Regions from separate parts of the Homo sapiens genome. Here all the other regions are linked to region 2. A link is a loop called in an ENCODE intact Hi-C map of the cell type or tissue named here. Cell type or tissue: endothelial cell of umbilical vein. All regions are shown on one strand. Region 1 holds the start of LOC124904068 (a long non-coding RNA gene). Region 2 has its middle 9.1 kb from the start of TIMP2. Region 3 overlaps TIMP2 (TIMP metallopeptidase inhibitor 2).

Region 1 (5,000 bases), 73 kb after region 2:
CTGGGTGTGGTCATGTGCACCTGTAGTCCTAGCTACTTGGGAGGCTGAGGCAGGAAGATCTCTTGAGCTCAGGCATTTGAGGCTGCAGTGAGCTAGGACTGCACCACTGCACTCTAGCCCAGGTGGCAGGGCGGGACCCTGTCTCTGTTTTAGAAGAGAAAAAGATAACGACTAAGTGTCATGAAAAGATGTGAAGAAATACAATGAGATGCCCGAGTGAAGGCTCTGAAAACACCTGCTCGAGTTCGAATGTGTGCTCTGACACCTGACTCGTTAATGTCCTTGGCCAAGTAACTTTACCTGTCTGTGCCTCCCATGCCGATCCGTACATGGGGGATGATGACAGTAGTATCTGCCCCACGAGGGGTTGTTGAGAGGATGAAAGTGGGAGTAGGAGACCAGAAATGATGATCACAGAGATGCTGGTTATCTTGGTCAGGCCCCACTCAAGGGTAGCTGATAATTTTATGTCTTACACTGGAGATGACAGTGACCCATACACGCAGCACAGCACTGCATGAAAAGCTGGTGAGTCGATACAGAGAGTCATACTGAAGGTCTAAGGAGGGCTAGGGTAGCCTGTAGCAGAATGAGCGTGAAGGCTCTGCTGAAAGGGCATTGCTCCCTGGACCTGTGGCGGGATCCTCGGTAGAAAGCTGACATTGAAAGATTTTGAAGAGCTTTAGTTAAAAAGTTAAAAACAGCCCAGCGCAGTGGCTGACGCCTGTGATCCCAGCACTTTGAGAGGCTGAGGCGAGTGGATCATGAGGTCAGGAGATTGAGACCATCCTGGCTAACACAGTGAAATCCCGTCTCTACTAAAAATACAAAAAATTAGCCAGGCATGGTGGCGGGCGCCTGCAGTCCCAGCTACTTGGGAGGCTGGGGCAGGAGAATCACTTGAACCCGGGAGGCGGAAGTTGCAGTGAGCCAAGATTGTGCCACTGCACTCTAGCCTGGGCGACAGAGCAAGACTGTCCCCCCACCCAAAAAAAATAAATAAAAAATAAAAATAAACCAATGTTGGCAAGGCTATGGAGTAAAGGGAACGCTTAGGAACGCTTATGCGCTGTTGGTGGGAATGTAAACGAGTTCACCCACTGTGGGGCACACTTTGTAGATTTCTCAAAGAACTGAGAAAGCAACTAGCATTTGACCCAGCAATCCCACTGCTGGGTGTATACCCAAAGGAAAATAAATCGTTCAACGGCACTGCGCCCGTATGTTCATTACCGCACTATCTGCAATAGCAAAGACACAGAATCAACCCAAGTGCTCATCAATGGTGACTTGGATAAAGAAATGTGGTGTATATATACTACGGAATACTACGCAGCCGTGAAAAGGAGGGAAATCATGTCCTTTGCAGCCACATGAGTGCAGCTGGAAACCATTATCCTAAGGGAACTAGTGCAAAAACAGAAAACCAAATACCACATGTTCTCACTTAAAAGTGGGAGCTAAACATTGGGTACACATGGTCATAAAAATGTGAACAAGAGACACTGGGGAATACAAGGAGGTGGGAGGGAGGAAGCAGGATAAGGGCTGAAAAAATTCTACCTATTGGGCGCTATGCCCACTACCTGGGCGATGGATCCGTTCATATGCCAAACCTCAGGGACACACAATATACCCATGTAACAAATCTGCACATGGACTTCCTGTTTCTAAAAATCAACAAAGATTGTGAGACCTGCCCAGTGGCCAGCTGGCTGTGTATCTTCTCCACCAATGAGGCTGCATTACTTCATCCTCCTCTCCCTGGGAGGGGGAGCAGGGGTGAAGCTGTTAATGGCCACAGTGGCTGACTCACCTCATGGCGAGAGGAACCTCTCTCATCTGACTTCTTTCCCAGCCTTGGTCAGATGACTCCACATTGAATCTGGCATTTATTTCCCGAGGCAGGAACCTAGATCCAGTTTGCCTCGAGTCAGGATAGACCCTTTATCCAGGGGCTAACCAGAAATCACAGGGCACAGTGAACCACTCAGCTCTGGCTGGCTGTGGCCAGTGAGTGACCGCATGGCCTGAGCGGGCCACCTCCTCCTGGACCGATGACTCAGTCTCACGTGTCGAGTCGGGCACCAGGAGACTCATACAGAGTTGGCCCTGTAATTTTCTTCTACATTCCTCTTCTCCAAAAGGAAAAATAAACATACAACCCTTCGTTACAAATTTTAATTCCCGGTTTTCTGTAACCCAGACTCATGCCTCGCTTTTCTCGGAGACAGACATAAGTAGAACATCGCTGCAGATGCTCACGGTGTGTACACCCAACCAAGTCTTAATCAGACCAGAGGCGGTCCTCTCTTCACATTTATACATGACAGCCACGTTCATGTTAGCCCAATAACTAGGACCATTGAAAAGATACAATTTTTTGGCTGGGCGCAGTGGATCACTTGAAGTCAGGAGTTCAAGACCAGCCCAGCCAACATGGTGAAACCGTGTCTCTACTAAAAAATACAAAGATTAGCCATGGGTGGTGGCGCATACCTGTAATCCCAATTTTTTGGGAGGCTAAGGCAGGAGAATGCTTGAACCTGGGAGGCAGAGGTTCCAGTGAGTCGAGATGGCACCGCTGCACTCCAGCCTCGGTGACAGAGCAAGACTCCGTCTCCAAAAAAAAAAAAAAGAAAAAATACAATTTTCACTTCATCTCTTCTTCCTGCCATTGCTTACCTCCTGAGGAAGCCAGAATTGGTGGTAAAAGGCCAAAAGAGAAGATGGCAGGAAAAGGCAGAATGTGAAGCATATCATTAGAACAAGCACGGGTGTGTCTCATCAGTAAACTTATTGAGCAATTACTATGTGCAGGGAACTGTGGAAACAAAAGGGTTAAGACACAGCCCTTACTCTCTATACGTACTCTCTGATTAAGGAGCGAGATGCAGAAGAAAGGCAAATCTAATAGAAAGTGGGAGTTAATGCTGGTCAAGTGATACATACAGTGGAAATCACCATAGAAGCTGGGAAGCCAGGATAGAGCTTCAGCCTGTCTGTAGTGGCAGGTGCCCAGGCTGGACAGGGAAGGGGCTGCGGTATACCTGTATGGGCGCCAAATGCCAGAATCAACCAGGATACAGGAATGGGTTCCTTTCCATCTGTCTGTTTTGCTCCTTCCTGATCTATTCTGAACTCACAGAAAATAGCTATAGGTCTAGTGGGGAAAGTTATATATCTAATTTTGATTTTTTTTTTTTTTGAGACGGAGTCTTGCTCTGTTGCCCAGGCTGGAGTGCAATGGCGCGATCTTGGCTCTTTGTAACTTCCACCTCCCGGGTTCAAGCGATTCTCCTGCCTCAGCCTCCTGAGTAGCTGGGATTACAGGCATGCACCACCACCCCCAGCTAATTCTTATATTTTTAGTAGAGACGGGGTTTCACCGTGTTGGCCAGGTTGGTCTCGAACTCCTGACCTCAAGTGATCTGCCCACCCTGGCCTCCTAAAGTGCTGGGATTACAGGTGTGAGCCACCATGCCCAGCTAGTTTTGAATTGTTTAAGGCCACCCAAACATTTACCTTATGAAGTTATAGGATTTGGAATAAATGTTACAGGAGTAATTCTACTTTCTCATCCTGTTCCTCACCTGGAATGTCACATAAGTCTAAACGGAGAAAAGGACCCGAAGATAAAGGAACAGCTAGAACAGGAAGTGCGAGCATAAGAATTCAAACCCAGGGAGCTGGCACAATGAGTGCCCCGTGCCCAGGACAATGGAGGCCACTTGTGTCTGCTTGGAGCCCCAGGCAAGCCATCCACATTTCCATGGCACAGGGGTGCAGTCGATGAGCTGCATTAGTCCTTCGCTGGGCTGTGTTTCTATTAGTGGATCCTCTGAGGCTGGTGCTGTGCCTGAGATCATTAAGTCAGATGCGCTGAAACTTTGTCAAACAAAAGTGCTTAGGGCACAGCCTGAGGCTCTGTCTGCTTCTCAAGGAATTGCCCATCAGTCTCTGCCAGGCGTGGGTGCTCATCACTGACACCTGTGTCTCTTCACAAGGGGCTGTTGTAGCAGGAGGGATGAGGTTTTTTTTGTTTTTGTTTTTGTTTTTTTTGTTTTGAAGACAGAGTCTTACTCTGTCACCCAGGCTGGAGTGCAGTGGCTTGATCTTGACTCACTGCAACCTCCACCTCCTGGGTTCAAGTGATTCTCCTGCCTCAGCCTCCTGAGTAGCTGGGACTACAGGCACCCGCCACCACACCCGGCTAATTTTTTGTATTTTTTTTATTTTATGTATTTATTTGAGATGGAGTTTTGCTCTTGTCACTGAGGCTGGAATGTAGTGGCATGACCTCTTCTCGCTGTAACCTCTGCCCACTGGGTTCAAGCGATTCTCCTGCCTCAGCCTCCCGAGTAGCTGGGATTACAGGTACCCACGACCATGCCCAGCTAATTTTTGTATGTGTAGTAGAGACGGGGTTTCACCATGTTGGCCAGACTAGTCGCAAATGCCTGACCTCGAGTGATGTCCCTACCTCAGCCTCCCAAAGTACTGGGATTACAGCCATGAGCCACCATGCCCTGCCTGAAAGATTAGTTTTTATTTTATTTATTTTTTATTTATTTTCTTTTTTGAGATGGAGTCTGTCTCTGTCGCCCAGGCTGGAGTGCAGTTTGCAATCTCGGCTCACTGCAACCTCCACCTCCCGGGTTCAAGCGATCCTCCTGCCTCAGTCTCCTGAGTAGCTGGGATTACAGGCATGCATCACCACGCCTGGCTATTTCTTTTTGTATTTTTAGTAGAGACGGGGTTTCGCCATGTTGGCCAGGCTGGTCTCGAACTCCTGACCTCAAGTGATCCGCCCACCTCAGCCTCCCAAAGTGCTAGGATTACAGGCATGAGCCATCGCACCTGGCCTGAGGGATGAGTTTTTAAATGACTTCCATAGCTGTCATTAGGTTCTGTCAGCCACTGGAACACACTGCTTTGTTCTTTTCCTCCTGCTTGTAAAACGCCAAGGCTATTGCCAATGTAGTATCTTCAGCAAAGGA
Region 2 (5,000 bases):
TGTAAAAACAACAAAAAAAGTTCTTCCAATATTTGCCTGTGAACTACAATGTCTGGGATCGGCTTCGAAATAATCCTCTTGGGTGGATGTTGATGAAACAAACCCGGATGAGTCGATCAGTTTCCAACGTGGGTGTTGGTCCATGGTCAGCCTGGTACTGGCCTCTGTCCTTGCAATTCTGAAATTTTTCATAATACTTTTGTTTGTTTGTTTTTGAGACAGAGTCTCACCCTGTCGCTCAGGCTGGAGTGCAGTGGTGCGATCTTAGCTCACTGCAACCTCTGCCTCCCGGGTTCGAGTGATTCTTCAGCCTCAGCCTCCCGAGTAGCTGGGATTACAGGCCTCCACCACCAGGCCCAGCTAATTTTTTGTATTCTTAGTAGAGATGGGGTTTCACCATGTTGGTCAGGCTGGCCTCGAACTCCTGGCCTCAGGCAATCTGCCCACCTCAGCCTCCCAAAGTGCTGGGATTACAGGCGTGAGCCATGGCGCCTGGCCATAAGTTTTTTGTTTTTTTTTTTTTTTTTAAGTAGCAAGTAGGAATATGGCCAGAGCATCCTGTCGCAGACTCTAAGGGGCAGAGTCGGTGAGCAGCGACAAGTAAGGGACCCTGGAGCCCCTCCCCACCACCCCACCGCCGACCACTCTCCCTCCCCACCCCTCTCCCTGTTGACGTCCATGTCGTCCAAGAACCCTCGGCTGTGAGTAATAAACGCGCCTCTCGGCGGGAACATGTGTTTCCAATCATCGGAGTAGCAGTGAGTCACCACCAACAGCTGCCGCTGTCTCCATCTCCCTGCACTCACCTTCAGCCCCCTGTGCCGACAGCCCAGGCTCTGCCCCCACCCGGCTCTGGCTCAGCCAGCCTGACCCCCTGGAGTCCTGGGTGTCCTCCGGCCTGTGGGCCTCCCAGCGCCGCTAGCTCCCTGGTCTGAAGCAGTGCCTGCCTCCTCCACCTGGATCACCCTGACTCAACCTCCAGGTCCCACTCGAGACATCCCAGACAGCCCCCCCAGACCACCCCAACCCTGCTGGCGCCCGTCCATTGTCCTGGGTCGCACCACAGTCACCGCACCCAGCACACTCTTTGCAATGGTCTCTGTCTCTTTCATATTAAAGGATGGTTTGCGCTGCAGGAAGGAGGGGTCACTCCCCATCCATTTCCCTGACGTCTGCACAGCCCATGGCTGGTGCCCAGTAAATACCAGTTGAATGAATACATGAACTATAGCCTTAAGAGGTTACAGTCAGTAGGGGAGACAGACATCAGAATGAGAAATCTATGAGATAAAATACAGGGAGTCTGGATGAAGTCAGGGTGATGAGCCACAGAAATGCGGGGTCCACCTCTGCCGGTTGCTAGGACGACTGCATCTCCGCCCCGCCCCAGCTGGGCCCCTCCCCGGGGCTGCAGCGCATCGCCTCACTCTCAGCTGGCTGTTGCCTGGTGAGCAGGGGTTGGAGGCCAGGCCGGTCTTAATGAGGAAGGATGGCTGAATGCGGGGCAGGCAGTGTCTGATGGGGCTGGGAGTGACTGTGGGCTCTCTCATCAACGAGGCCACATCTAGGGCGTTCTGCTACCTCCTTCAAGGGGTCAGAACCACAGTCCCACAGGACAGGCAGCACCGACAGCGACCCAGAGCACCCTCTACCCCAGCAGGGAGCCCAGCCCAGTGCAGGTGCGGTGGGACACCACCTGCCCAGACATCGGAGCCTTCCTCATGGGCATCCACAGCAACACGGCTCTGGCTGGGTGGCACCTTCGAGGGGAGGCAAGCAGGGGCCGGTGAATGCAGGGGACGCTGAGGGGTGACGAGCCGTCAGCCTTGTTCCTGGGCCGGAGAGCACCAGGACAGAACCAGGGTAGCCAGTCACGCAAGAGGCAAGGCAGAGTGTGATGGGTGACAGGGCTGTCACAGGTGTCCACAGAGCCTAGGGGCCCTCTGGGGGCTGAGAGGAAGGGTGGCCATGCCAAAAAGTGAGTTAACGAGTCAGACTCAAATCTCCAGAAACCAGCTGGGAATGGCGAGAAGGATCTGAATCGCTTTCCAAGAAGCTTGGCTCCTTCTCACCTTTCTCCTGCCTCACTGCCTCTGATCTCGGTGGTAGTGACCACAGCCACCCCCAAGCCTGCTCTTCCTGCTGTCCAGCACTCCAGCTCAAGGTTGAATGAGGACCTTCAGGAACTCTGCCCCTCACCCCAACCCATCCTCCCCAGGAGGAATCCAGGGACTCAGACCTGTCCCAGGCTTCAGGAAGCCGGTTCCAGAGGACGTGAGGCTGAGTTTGAAACTGGAGGTAATGAGAGTCTGGCTCGGGCCTGATGCTGCTGCTGGCCACAGGGTCCATATCACAGAGAAACTGAAGCATCCCCAGAGGAGAGAGAGGAAGGACCAGAGGGGAGGGCAAGGAGGAAAAGCAGGCGGGACAGGAACAGAGAGAGAAAAACAGGCCTGGGGAGAGGGGAGGAGAGAGGGGACATTCTTGGGCACAGACCTAATCATAGCCTTGAAATGAAATTTACTGCTGCACTCAGCATGGGACAGCCGCCAGCTCCGCCAAGCCAGTCTCCCTTCTGTTTGTACGAGGTGATGACATCATGGCCATGGGGCGTCACTCACACGGAGGAGGAGGAGGAAGGCCAGCTGGCGAGAAACCTGAGCCTCCCCTGGCCAGGCTTCCAGGCAAGGCAAACCCGAAACCATGCAAGTCAGCCTCCACAAATCCCTGCTGAGCTGGGCAGCCGGTTCCTCCACTGTCCACCCCTCCCTCATGGCCAGCTCCGGTCCCCAGCACGCCAGCTGAGGCTGCTTCCTGGGGAGAGCCAGTGATGGAGAAGCCCTGGGGACCGTCTCTGCTCGCTGGCCCTGGTCCCCAACCCGCCCATGAAAGGAAGCACATGACTGCATGCCCAGGGCCAAAAGGAAATAGCCCGGGCATGAGGAAACACCAGCCCCAGGCCCAGAGCATCCAATCCCAGCATCTCGCATGTTCCTCCTTGTGCTTATAGGAACCAGTCTACAGGAGGATCCAGGAGAGCCAGAGTCGCAGGTGTGGGGGCAGACAGGTGGGGAGCAGGTGGGGAGAGACAGCAGAGCTCAGCGGCATAAACTCTTGGGGGTCCACAGCTGCAGAAGCCTCTTGGAAGGAGGGCCCGGGGGCCCTGCTCAAACTGTCCTTGCAGGATAGGAGATGCTTCCGAGTCAAAGAGGAGGCAAAACCTGGCCACAAAGAGGAGAGACACTGCCATTTCAGCCCACGTGAAGCAAGGTCTGCCAAGGCTGCCCGGCTCAGGGGTGAAACCACTGTTGCATCCGGGCGGCCTCCCTGCAGGAAGGGTTCATATGCTTTCAGCCTGAGTCATCTGGTCTAAGCTGTTTACCCGTGGCAGTCTGTAGAGCCAGTGATGTCATGGGCTTCTTGCTTACCACCAGGACAACCTCTCTGCCTCTCCTCCTTTCTTTCTGGTGTCACTAGAGACTTGACCAGGGCAACAGGGCTGGCTTTGGGGCTGCTGCCTGGGGCTGTGAAGGTTGTGCCGGGCACAAGGGGTGTGCAGAGGCTGGAATCCAAGCAGGTTTGCTAAAGGGAGGTGCCCTGGCTCATGGCTGCTTTTGCCCTGAGGGGTGCCTGTCTGCGGAGGGGCGGTAGGTTGGGGTGACAGGAGATGGAAGTGACGGAGAGAGGCCAAAGTCCCACCTTCTCAAAGATGGCCTGTGGGATGGCATGAAATAGATCAACAGACTCTGCCAAACAAAACCCAAAGGGAAGGCCGGGCGTGGTGGTGCATGCTTGTAGTCCCAGCTACTTGGGAGGCCGAAGCCGGAGAATTGCCTGAACCTGGGAGGCAGAGGTTGCAGTGAGCCGAGATTGTGCCACTGCACTCCAGCCTGGGCAACAGAGGGAGACTCTGTCTCAAAAAACAAAACAAAAACAAGCAAACAAGAAAACCAAAGGGAGGCGTGAACCAAGAGTGGCTGGAAGGTGGAGCAGGATCTTTAAAAAGTAAACCCTGATGGCTGTGGCCAAGAAGGCTTTAATAGTGTTATACAGAAAGGGTGGGAAACATCTGTGCTCCTTCCCCCAGGCCTGCCCATTTCAGGGCCGGACCCTCATCGGAATATTACATTACCTGCTCCACACGGAACAGGACAGAAGACACCCACCTACCTGAGTTCCCATTGCCCAGGCGCACCCACTAACCTTTCTGTGAACACCTTTGTATGCTTCTTTTTTTTTATTTTTTATTTTTTTGAGACAGGGTCTCACTCTGTCGCCCAGGCTGGAGTGCACTGGCACGATCTCGGCTCACTGCAACCTCCACCTCCTGGGTTCGAGTGATCCTCCTGCCTCAGCCTGCCAAGTAGCTGGAACTGCAGGCGTGTGCCAGCATGCCCGGCTAATTTTTGTATTTTTTGTAGAGATGGGGCTTCGCCATGTTGTCCTGGCTGGTCTCAAACTCCTGGGCTCAAGCGATCCTCCTGCCGTGGCCTCCAGAAGTGCTAGGATTACAGGCGTGAACCACCGTGCCTGGCCTGTATACTTCTTTCTAGATCCACTCACATATTTGACTTCACATATATGAAGTATTATACATGCTGTTTATTATGGAAATTTTTTTTTTAAGAGTCAGGCTCTTGTTCTGTTGCCCAGGCTGGAGTGCAGTGACCCAATCAGAGCTCACTAAAGCCTTGAACTCTTGGGTTCAAGTGATCCTCCTGCCTCAGCCTCCCAAAAAGCTGAGACTACAGGCACATGCCACCATGCACAGCTAATTTCTTTCTTTCTTTTTCTTTTCCTTTTCTTTTTTGGCAGAGTATCGCTCTGTCGCCCAGGCTGGAGTGTACAGGCACGATCTCGGCTCACTGCAAACTCAGCCTCCTGGGTTCAAGTAATTCTTGTGCCTCAGCCTCCCGGGTAGCTGGGACTACAGGCATGCTACCATGCCCAGCTAATTTTTTGTATTTTTAGTAGAGACAGGATTTCGCTATGTTGGCCAG
Region 3 (5,000 bases), 54 kb after region 2:
GAGCTTCCATGTTTCTAAGCTGTCTTTACTGTGATCCTGAAGCCCAACGAGATTAGTTACACACAAACATTTAGGGATCCCACAGCGATCTGAGAGCAGGGCCATGAAAAATAGTCATTTATTACAGCAGTTGCAGGGCAGGGCCACAGCTGTGTTACTGGACATCTGTCCTGAGCTGAGGGTGTAGACACCAGAAGTGGGGAAAGTGGGCTTCACCTCCCTTTTCAGACTCTGATCTTGTGGGTGGCTGGGGCAGAGGGGCCCCTGGTACACCCTCAGCTGGCGCTTTAGACATATTAATCAAAATGGTCAGGCCGGGCCAGGTGGCTCACGCCTGTAATCCCAGCACTCTGGGAGGCCAAGATGGGTGGATCACGTGAGGTCAGGAGTTCAAGACCAGCCTGGCCAACATGGTGAAACCCCATCTCTACTAAAAATACACAAAATAAAAATCAGCCGGGCATGGTGGCGGGCACCTGTAATCCCAGCTACTCCAGAGGCTGAGGCAGGAGAATCGCTTGAACCCAGGAGGCCGAGGTTGCAGTGAGCCAACGTCGTGCCATTGCATTCCAGCCTGGGCGACAAGAGCGAAACTCTATCTCAAAAAAAAAAGAGGATATGGAGCCCCTGCCAGGTTGACCAGCCATATGGTGTCATTACATCCACCCAAAAGGGACAAGAGACTCTCATCCCCAATGGCAACGCCAAGTTATAGTTACAGATGTTAGCAAGGGCGTTACTAACTGTGTGATTTGAGGGTGTGGACATTGGCACTCATGGCACCCCACTTTTCTGGAGAGTTTAGACAAGGCGTGGAACGTCACAGTCCTTTCCCAGTGAAAGAACAAAGCTGAGTCCACCTGCAACTGCCATTGGATCCTCCCCAGGAGTAAGTGGAGGTTGGGTTTCATCCGGGAGAGAAAATGGTTTCTTTGATAATTCCTCTGAAATGACTGGCATGTAATTCCACCCAGAGCCAAATGAACCAAATGACGCTCAGAAGACGTCTGCGGCTCCGGCCTGCAGTTACCGCGTTTGCGTCTACGCAGTGTGGAGTCCTCCAGGGCTGGCCCCTGGGATGCATGCAGTGGCCACTGGTCTTCATTGCCACTGTGGGTGCTCTGGGCTGACTCTGACCCAGCTGCAGCATCAGAATGCCCCCCACCCACTAGTGATGTGGGCCAGTAGGGTCTTTGGCACATGTGTGAAGCCCCCACCCGACTCCCAGGAATGACCCATGTTGAGAACATGGGGACCCCTTGGCGTTCTCCGCTGGGCCATAAGCAGGACAGGACAGAGGGGAAGGAGGCGCTTTCCCTGCCAGTGCTGGTCCTATGGGCGCCCCTCCCCAGGTGAAAGCTGGAGCCTGCAGAAGAGGGTGGACGGCTGGGAGGGGCCAGTGCCCTCCAGTGATACTGAGCAAACCCTCCCAGTCCGAGTCAGTGTGCACACAAGGTGCAGATGATCGGGCCGGGTTTTGACTTTGTATTTAGCAGCCGAATGTGTTTCTGAGTCCCAGGGATCCCTGCACCTCGTCTGGGCAGACAGGTGACTTTGAGGGACAGTGGGCCACCTTCTCCCGCTGCCTGAGCACGTCCCGTAGCCGAGACAGGCGCTATGCTGTTACAGTGTGTGGAGTGCCCCGGGGAGAGGCTGTGAGTGGTCTAGACGTTGGGTGTTGATATCCACCGGTTTGCCTGTCCCAAACTTGGGCCTGGGAGCCCGGCAGAGTGGCTCAAGTGGAAAATGTTCTATATGGTATATTTATACATATAGCATGTGGGATTCCTCCAGCGAGCAGTTGGGCCCCTGGCAAGATAATAAAGAGAATTCAATGAGTGTGGAATAAGTACATTTCTTACAGGCAATTTTCTTTTTCTTTCAAAGGCAGGGTCTGGTTCTTTCACCCAGGACCGAGGTGCAGTGGTGCATTCATAGCTCACTGCAGCCTTGAACATCTAGTTCATACAATTCTCCTGAGTAGCTGGGACTATAGGCAGATGCCACCACGCCCAGCTAATTTTTGTTTTTTTTTGTTTTTGTTTTTTGTATTTTGTTTTTTATAGATGAGGTATTGCTATGTTGCTCAGGCTGGTCTTGAACTCCTAGCTTCAAGCAACCCATCCACCTTGGCCTCCCAAGTGCTGGGATTACAAGTGTGAGCCACTGCACCCGGCCTTTCGAGGCAATTTTCTTTTGGGGTCTGTCTCCCTCCCCCAATTGTGGGCATGGCTTGTTCTTATTTTCCGCAGGAACTTCCATAGTACTTCTGTGGACACAGGAGGATTGGAAAGATGTTGGTGGGTGTATGAAGGGGACGTGAGGACGCAGGACCCACGTGTTGATGGCAGCAGAGGGGACACCGAGGAGAGAGAACAAGGGAGGACCGTGCCACAGAAGCCGTGGCGTCTCTGCCTGGGGCTGGCGTGGTTGGAGTCTGTGGAGAGTGCCGCCCCTCCGGCCAGCCCTTGGCCCTGGCACATGCTGGTGACACCAGGTTCTCCAGCAAGCCCCCTTCACTGTCTGCTCCCCTCCGAGAGCAGCAGCAGCCGGTCCGGCCTCTGATGGTTTTCCAGGGGCGGTTGTGACTGTCGAAGTCTGACCGTAGCCCATCCTCTTTGGATCGTCTCCCGCGACCTTGGTTTTCCGCCCACCCGGTTCTTTTCCGTCCCCACTCTGGCGGGTGCGCTCGGGATTGTTTTTGCAGGGGGGAAGTGACATCATATGGTGTCCTGGGCTGGAGGGGTGGGGGTGGGGACCCTGCAGTTGCGTGTGCTTTGAATTCAGCCGACGGTTGTACATTCCAGTAGCCGGCATCTGGCGGTGAATTCATCAGCCAGTGTATCACCCTTGATCTCAAACCCAGATGTTGTGTTCACAGCAGAAGGGAAAGAAGGAAAAACGAAATCTGAGACGCCCAGGGAGAGGCCGTGGTTTCTGGGCTCAGGGCAGTTAGAACGAGAGTCTTTATAAAGACTCCCCCTCTCGCAGCTGCCTCTGGCTCCTTGGGGAAGGGGCAGAGGAGCAGAGCAGCCCCTCTCGGGGGCATGGACAGGAGATGGGCTGACACCCACCCCAGTGCCTAACACCAGGCCCAGCACCCAGTAGGTGTTCAGTAAACGTGTCTGTGCCACAATTTTCATTTCTTCCCAGATTCCTTATGTCTCTTCGCTTTCCCCAGCCCTGTTCTTCACATGGCCTGGGACTCGGAGAGGCCCTCCCTCTTTTGAAGTGGCCTGCTTTCCCCTACAGAACTGGTGGTCCATCCTGGAGCTCAGAGTGCGGACCATTGCCATTGGCATGGAAATGTATTCCGGAGAGCTCTCTCTCCCTCCTCCTCTGTCCACCACTGGGCATTGGAAACTCTCCTTCTCTGTGTTCCTATCCATCGTCTGTCATCTTGCCTGGATTGGATGCTCCTCCCAGGCAAGGCCTGCTGTATGCAGGATTCACCCTGTACCCTCTCTTCACCTGCTGTCACCTCTGGGCAACAACCCCCGACAGGTACCCGCTGCTCTGAGCAGGTCAGCGGTGCAGATCCCGCTATGCCAACTGGTGTGCACCGATCAGAGCTGTCAGCTGGCCCCTCTCCTTCATGTCTGCGGCGTGCTGGTGCTTTGGGGAAGGTTGCCGTGGAACTGGTCCTTCTTTGCCTCTCTTGATTCCCATTTTCCTTCTTTCATGTAATTTCTCATTTTGCAAAGTGGGGGAGGAGGTGCCCACCCCCAATTTAAAGGGACCCTGAAGAATCTGAATTCTGTTCCCCAGGGGCAGACTAAAGCAGCCCAGGGGAGATGGAGATGCCCTCAGGCTCTGCTCCTCCAGGCCCCTCACCCCCACTTCCCTGCCCCTCACCCCCACTTCCCTGCAGGCATCTGGCGGCCTCCTCGCCAGTTCACTTTCTAGTCCTAACCCCACGTGGCTACCCTGGACCCTTGATTTGACCAGCCTCCTCTTTTCTGACACTTTAAAGAAGGAAAGTGTGTAATCTGCAGCCCCCAGGCAAAGCTAGCACGCTGGGAAGCTGCATCAAATCGAGAGTCTGTGGCCTGCTGACCAGGACCGGGTCTGTGTACCTGAGTGGCATGATGCCACCGTCCCAATCCCTCACCCACGGGAGCGGGAGAATTCGCCCTGCTTGTCTATGCGATGCTCGTGGTCCTGAACTGTACACGCATTAGTTCCCGGGCACCGCAGCCTCCACACCAGCCCCTCTAACAGTCACCACGACCTTGTGAAGTGTCAAGACTGTTGTCATCGTCTCTGTCTTAGGTGTGAACAACTGTGGCTCAGTGAAGTCAAGGAGCTTCTCAAAGATCACGCAGCCATCCAGGGGTGAATGCAGGATCTCTGTCTCTTGCTGCCTCCTTCAAATAAGTGCCCAGCTGCCACCTGGGAGCCTTAGGCGTTTTTGTAAGAGAACAGCATGTGAACCTCAATGCCCATGGTAGGATGCAACATTTTGGCCGTTTTGAAGTAATCTTTGCTTATTTTCTGAACTCCAGTGACATGCTTGTTGAGTGCCTATTGTGCGTTAAGCATTGTGCGGCTTAGTGGACCATTGAAAGGCAGCTCCAAGGCCGGGCGCGGTAGCTCATGCCTGTAATCCCAGCACGTTGGGAGGCCGAGGCAGGCGGATCACGAGGTCAGGAGTTCAAGACCATCCTGGCCAGCATGGTGAAACCCCGTCTCTACTAAAATAAATACAAAAAATTAGCCGGGCATGGTGGCGCGTGCCTGTAATCCCAGCTACTTGGGAGGCTGAGGCAGGAGAATTGCTTGAACCCAGGAGGCGGAGGTTGCAGTGGGCCAAGATTGCACCATTGCACTCCAGCCTGGATGACAGAGCTAGACTCCATCTCAAAAAAAAAAAAAAGAAAGAAAGAAAAGAAAAGCAGCTCCAGAAATTTCCAAAATAACATACAGAATTCAGCAGACTGTAATAAAGGCCGGCTTGCTGCTCCTACTGGAACTGTTGATTCCTTTGGATTCTGCTGGCT

The links. Peaks named below come from ENCODE experiments on the same cell type or tissue, not always from the same donor. Only the 100,000 strongest peaks of a DNase experiment are listed, where the experiment ranks them.
Region 1: it touches region 2 in a loop (5-fold over the local background); 49 of 110 quality-filtered maps call a loop at or near these places.
Region 3: it touches region 2 in a loop (3-fold over the local background); 74 of 110 quality-filtered maps call a loop at or near these places.

The regions. Positions count from the first base shown.
Region 1 is chr17:78,859,244-78,864,243 of GRCh38, reverse strand. The region is part of intron 3 of TIMP2 (TIMP metallopeptidase inhibitor 2); the gene reads left to right. It overlaps LOC124904068 (a long non-coding RNA gene), which reads right to left and starts at 2,019. Exons shown (of 2, transcript XR_007065924.1): 1 at 1,817-2,019. RefSeq lists silencers at 91-291, 2,946-3,146 and an enhancer at 1,643-1,937. In endothelial cell of umbilical vein, no CTCF peak of the experiment used is centred here; a DNase peak (open chromatin) is centred at 1,883; H3K27ac peaks cover 1,823 bases.
Region 2 is chr17:78,931,948-78,936,947 of GRCh38, reverse strand. No RefSeq gene overlaps it. Among named protein-coding and RNA genes, the nearest start is that of TIMP2, 9.1 kb to the right of the region's middle. In endothelial cell of umbilical vein, no CTCF peak of the experiment used is centred here; DNase peaks (open chromatin) are centred at 727, 2,557 and 3,347; H3K4me3 peaks cover 641 bases; H3K27ac peaks cover 3,184 bases.
Region 3 is chr17:78,877,584-78,882,583 of GRCh38, reverse strand. All of the region lies in intron 1 of TIMP2 (TIMP metallopeptidase inhibitor 2), which reads left to right. Among named protein-coding and RNA genes, the nearest start is that of CEP295NL, 23 kb to the left of the region's middle. RefSeq lists enhancers at 631-1,131, 1,926-2,817, 2,818-3,711. In endothelial cell of umbilical vein, no CTCF peak of the experiment used is centred here; a DNase peak (open chromatin) is centred at 2,743; H3K27ac peaks cover 2,056 bases.